2 separate regions of the Homo sapiens genome follow, and region 1 is linked to region 2. A link is an interaction called in ENCODE POLR2A ChIA-PET data of the cell type or tissue named here. Cell type or tissue: B cell. All regions are shown on one strand. Each heading gives the region's core, and the rest is flanking DNA. Links, peaks and the distances in the headings are about the cores only. Region 1 has its middle 7.3 kb from the start of CHST15. Region 2 has its middle 73 kb from the start of CHST15.

Region 1 (2,914 bases), core at 283-2,782, 66 kb after region 2:
GGTCCAGTCCTGAGGTGGGAGGAGGGGCCTCAGAGGCCATCTCTGAGCCCAAGCTTCCCTTGCCGGAGTAGTTTCTCCCTGGCTGCTTCTGGTGCTCTCTCCATCCTCTGGCCCCTCTCCCACCTGCATTCCTCTTCCCCCTGCACACATGCAGTGTGCCCAGACAGGGCTCACCCAGACCACAGGGGATCCTAGGCGATGCAAACATCTAGCACTAAAGACAGCACGGCCACAGACTAAGAAGGGCATTTTGTTATCAGCTTTCTTAAAATCAGAAAGATAAAAATAAAACTGATGCATGTTCTTAAAAACTGATCCCTGTGAGAAAGCCTGCTGGACCCTGGGCCCTAAACTCTGGCACTCACTCATATTCCTGTTAACAAGGAAAAAGGACTCATTAGTACCTAGCTGGAGTTGAGTAACCTTTGTTTTCTTTTCATTGTATTTACTTTGTGATTTTTTTTATGGTAAATGATGGTGGTTTTTCCTTTGTGATGAAGACAAAAATTGTCATTTAAAATGCATTTTTAAAACCCTTTTTTAATGAATGTTTCCAAATATAGACCAGAAATAGGGATGAATGCCAGCATGCCACCAGCCAGCCTCAATGACCTTGGCTGGTCTCATTTTTTGACACCCCCAGCTCATCCCACAGCCCATTATTGAAGCAACTCCCAGCCACCATAGAACTCCACCTGTGTATATTTCAGTGTCAACTGCTTCTGTGTGACTATATCAAAAGAACATGGTGAGTCAGTCATTGCACAGGGAGTCCCTGTGTAAAGCAAATCCCTGAGCATGGCCTGGAGTGATGTGGCTGGGAACACTTGCCTGGGCTGGCTTCTCACTGAGTGCACAAGAACTTGCACCTGATGGGGGGCAGCCACCTGCCCCAGCCCTGACGTGCACATGGCACCTGGTTCTTCCCTGTCTGTAGCCTTTCAGACCGTGGGCCTCCCAAGGGTGGGTGGGAGTCCTGGAGGCTCATGTGTGATGTCCCTGGAGCCTGCTCAGAAAATATTTCCTGAAGAAGTGGGACAAGCTAGCTGGTTGGAACTCCTAACACAAAGGGTGAGGTAGGCCGAATTTTAAATGACCCCTGGGATGGTTAATTTTTGTGTCAACTTGGCTGGGCCATGGGGTGCCCAGATATCTGGTCAAACATTTTTTTCTGGGCCTGTCTGTTGGGGTATGTATTAGTCCATTCTCACGCTGCTAATAAAGACATTACCAGAGACTGGGTAATCTAAAAAGAAAAAAGGTTTAATGGACTCACAGTTCAGCATGGCTGGGGAGGCCTCAGGAAACTTACAATCATGGTGGAAGGGGAAGCAAACATGCCCTTCTTCACATGGTGACAAAAAGGAGAAATGCTGAGTGAAGGTTGGGGAAAGCCCCTTATAAAACCATCAGATTTCATGAGAACTCACTCACTATCATGAGAACAGTACCAGGGTAACGGCCCCTGTGATTCAATCACCTCCCACCAGGTTCCTCCCAGAACACATGGGGATTATGGGAACTACAATTCAAGATGAGATTTGTGTAGGGACACAGCCAAACCACATCAGAGTGTTTTGGGATGAAATTAATATTTGCATTGGTAGACGGAGCAAAGCAGACTGCCCTCCCCAGGGAGGGCGGGTCTCCTCTAATTCAATAAGGGCCTTAATAGAACATAGGGCTGAGTAAGAAAGAGTCCTCTCTCTCTCTGCCCCACTGTCTTTCACCTGGGATGCCGGCCCCCTCCTGCCTTCAGAGTCGGACTCAGGCAGAGACTTGTGGGCCAGGACTCCTTAGCTTTTATGATCATGTGAGCCAGTTTCTTATAGTGCACAAATACCTACATGTGTGCATTTACACATACATCCTTATTGGTTCTGTTTCTCTGGAGAATTGTGACCTTTTCCCCCATCACCTTTACCTGTGCCCTGGTGTCATGCTCGTGAATATGTTGGGTTACGTAAGAAACGAGACTCTACAAATGTAATTAAGGTTACTAATCAGTTGACTTTAGCAGAGGGGGTTATTTTCGAATTATCCTCGGTGGGCTTAATGGAATCACATGAGCCCTTAAAAGCTGGCAGAAAAGGAGGGCAGAGGGGTTTGAAGAGTGAGAAAGACTTGAAATGCTGTTGCTGTTTGGAAGGTGGAGAGGGCCACATAGAAGGAATGGGGGTGGCCTCTAAGCATAGAGAGTGCACCTATGTTGGCACCCAGCAAGGAAATGGGGACCTTAGTTTTATCAGCAGCTAAGACTTGGATCCCTCCCCAGGACCGGTAGGTTTGAGCCTAGCCTGACCGACACCTTCCCTTCATTCTTGTGAGACCCAGAGCAGAGACTCCACCAGAATTCTGGTCTACAGGCTGTGAGATTAAAAAAAAAAAGGATGTTGCTTTAAGTCATGAAGTTCTGGTAATTTCTTACTCAGCAACAGAAGGTCGATTCAGAGAGGGAGGAAATCCCTTTCTGTTCACTTCTCACAATGAGTGATACCGATTTTGGGTGACCCTTGACAGGGGACAGTCCCAGAAGAGAATCCTCTTCCACATTTCATGTCACGGGGAGGGATGTGAGGCTCAGAGGGGGTCACAGCAAAGGAGGAGTGGAGCTGAGGTCAGAGCTGGAGTCTGGGTGCTTGCAGCCCATGTCCCAAGTGCTCAGGTGAGCCTAGCACGGGTCTGGTGGGGGTGGGGCACACCCCTGAACAGGTGCTCACACCACTCCCCGCCCCCAGCTCTCACCCACACCCACAGCCATACCCACAGCAGGCTTCAATTTTGTCTAAGCAACTCCTAAGAGCCAACCCCCATCTAAGAGCAGGGAGTCCCTGGAAGCAGACACCAGTGTTCTGTGGTGGCATTGTCACAGGACTCATCTTTTCAGAACCACTCTGTCTATTGCCCCTGAGCC
Region 2 (2,914 bases), core at 170-2,669:
AATCGCTTGAACCCAGGAGACAGAGGTTGCAGTGGGTGGAGATTGCGCCACTGCACTCCAGCCTGGCGACACAGTGAGACTCCATCTCAAAAAATAAAATAAAATAAAATAAAATAAAATAAAATAAAATGAAATAAAATATTAAAAAAAAATAGCAGACTGAACTCACAAAAACATTTTCCTTCATCCATTTACCCTTCCCCTGTTTAGAGGGATGTTGGGGTTGGCTGGAGAGGAAGAATCTGGCCTGGAGTTTTCAAATGCTGGAATTTTGGCCTAATAAGGGATTTTGATGACTACTTGTTTTTTACCACAAGGGAAAAGAAAATTCTCCAGGCTCGGGGAGAGGGGCGAGGACTGGAGCTGGACACTGATGTAGGTGTGAGATGCATCCTCTCCCCACCAAGGCCCAGGGAAGGAGGGAGGGTGGATTTGGAAACGCAGGGACAGAGAAGACCTGCACCCTCCCCCTCCCTCAGGCCAACCACGTCCACAGCACATGATCTACGATTTCTAGTTTTGCTTCACTTTTAAGTGGAAAAAGAGCGTAAATACTGTGGAGCGATGTGTCTTAGACTCCTTCCAGGTTTTTATCATTTTCTCCAGTCTCTCACAGATGGCAACCTACCCATCGATTTGATGGACAGCATTTTTAGCAACTTATCTCTACCAAGTCTTACCTGAGTATTCAACTTAGTTTTCATAGAAGCAGCAGCTCTCTTTTTTACATTTATATTTCATTGGTTTAACTAATATTTAAGGAAATTACATGATATGGTTTGGATTTGTGTCTTCACCCAGATCTCATGTCGAATCGGAGGAGGGGCCTGGTGGGAGGTGATTGGATCGTGGGGGCAGATTTCCCCTTTGCTGTTCTAACGATGAGTGAGTTCTCACGAGATCTGATGGTTTAAAAGTGTGGCACTTCCCTTTTGCTCTTTCTCCCTCTCCTGCCACCGTAGGAAGAAGGTGCTTGTTTCCTCTTCGCCTTCTGCCATGATTGTAAGTTTCCTGAGGCCTCCCAGTCATGCTTCCTGTTAAGCCTGTGGAACTGTGAGTCAATTAAACCTCTTTTTTTCGTAAACTACCCAGTCTCAGGTAGTTCTTTAGAGCAGTGTGAGAACGGACTAATACATTACATAACTACAACAACAAATACAACTGGCATAAACAGGTTTGGGACCATGCCATCGGACTCTGGGTAATCTCACAGTTGGACAGATGGGAGCAGAAGTGGGAAGGCACCTGAAAGTAGCCCCTCCGCTGACAGCCTTCGTACACCAACTACATCAGGTCACTTGGTTTAGGGCAAGGCAAGGGAAAGGAAGAGTTGGCTACTCAGCCACTCTGCGAAGCGGACGCTGGGTTAGAGAGCTTCCACTGCATGTGCAAGAGAACGATTATGTTTTAGGTTTGGTTTGCCAAAAGCATACCCTAAGACAAAGATTTGAGTGCAAGTAATGCCAGCTATCCGTTTACCATGAGGCACAGGTGTGGGTGGGAGGAAGGCAGGGAAGCCAAGGTGGGCCTGTGTAGCCAAGGGAAGGCCACAGTGGGCGGTGGGAGCTTAGGCCTGCGTTAGAGCGGTGCTACCCACAAGGCAGGGAAGCGGGGCTGATCCGTCCCCCAACTCCTAGTGTTCTCGGCTGAGGACTGCTCTCGGGGGCATGAACTGCCTGGCACTGCATTGCAGCCTCTGGCTGAGTACGCTGCTGCCACTGGGAAAGTCCTTAGGCCGAGAGCTCGAGGTGATACTGATTTACCCATCGGACTTGAGAGGCACAATGCCCAGGACCCAAGATACCTTTTAGGACCCATGAAAATGCTTTCTTGCTTTTTTTTTTTTTTTTTTTTTTTTTTGAGATGGAGTCTTGCTCTGTCACCCAGGCAGGAATGCAGTGGTGCAATCTCGGCTGACTGCAACCTCCGCCTCCCAGGTTCAAGCAATTCTCCTTCCTCAGCCTCCCGAGTACCTGGGATTACAGGTGTCTGCCACCATGGCCGGCTGATTTTTGTATTTCTAGTAGAGACGGGGTTTCACCATGTTAGCCAAGCTGGTCTCAAACTCCTGACCTCAGGTGATCCTCCTTCCTCTGCCTCCCAAAGTGCTGGGATTAGTGGTGTGAGCCACCATGCTCAGCCACATGCTTTTTTATCAGAAGAAAAGTAAATAAATTTTTAAGGTGAAGAAAATGTTTTAATATATAATATGAATATATTTGTCTTTATATCAGTACAATTGTAAAATATTATTTTTAATAGATTTTTAAATGGAATGTCTTAGTCTGATCGAGTTTCCATAATGAAGAATCATAGACCTGGTGGCTTAAACAGACATTTATTTCTCACACTTCTGGAGGCTAGAAGTCCAAGATTAAGGTGCAGGGCAATTTGGTTCTTGGCAAGGGCCCTCCTCCCGGCTTGCAGACAGCCACCAACTCCCTATGTCCTCACATCCAGAGAGAGAGGAGAGAAATCTTCCTGTTTTTCTTACAAGGTCACTAATCTCATCGATGAGAACCCCACCCTTATGACTTTGCTTAGTCTTAATTACCTCCTAAAGCCCTATCTCCAATTATAATCACAGTGTGGGTTAGAACTTCAACAACCTATGCAGTTCAGAGGAGACACAATTCAATTCATAGCATGAAGGAAGGGCCCCAGGATGGGACACTATGATCGTGGTTGGAGGGGCTCACGATGAGACGCGGTCAGTGGGGCAGACACCGGGACGGCCCAGGGGCTCTAGTTGCATCACGGCAGTGAGTAGCAGATAGTAATGGTGGTAGATTCAACATAACTTGGGCAAGGGGAAAGTGAATATGGTGGGGAGCCTTGGGGAGTGAGACAGTGACAGGGGTCTCAGCCAGGCAGTGCAGTCACAGCGAGGTCACATCAGCCTTCAGGCTGAAGA

What was found. Peaks named below come from ENCODE experiments on the same cell type or tissue, not always from the same donor. Only the 100,000 strongest peaks of a DNase experiment are listed, where the experiment ranks them.
Region 1: POLR2A ChIA-PET joins it to region 2 with 5 read pairs; 10 of 35 experiments call an interaction of 5 or more read pairs at or near these places.

The regions. Positions count from the first base shown.
Region 1 is chr10:124,099,410-124,102,323 of GRCh38, reverse strand. No RefSeq gene overlaps it. Among named protein-coding and RNA genes, the nearest start is that of CHST15, 7.3 kb to the right of the region's middle. In B cell, for the core only: no CTCF peak of the experiment used is centred there; DNase peaks (open chromatin) are centred at 1,403 and 2,564.
Region 2 is chr10:124,165,333-124,168,246 of GRCh38, reverse strand. No RefSeq gene overlaps it. Among named protein-coding and RNA genes, the nearest start is that of CHST15, 73 kb to the right of the region's middle. In B cell, for the core only: no CTCF peak of the experiment used is centred there; no DNase peak of the experiment used is centred there.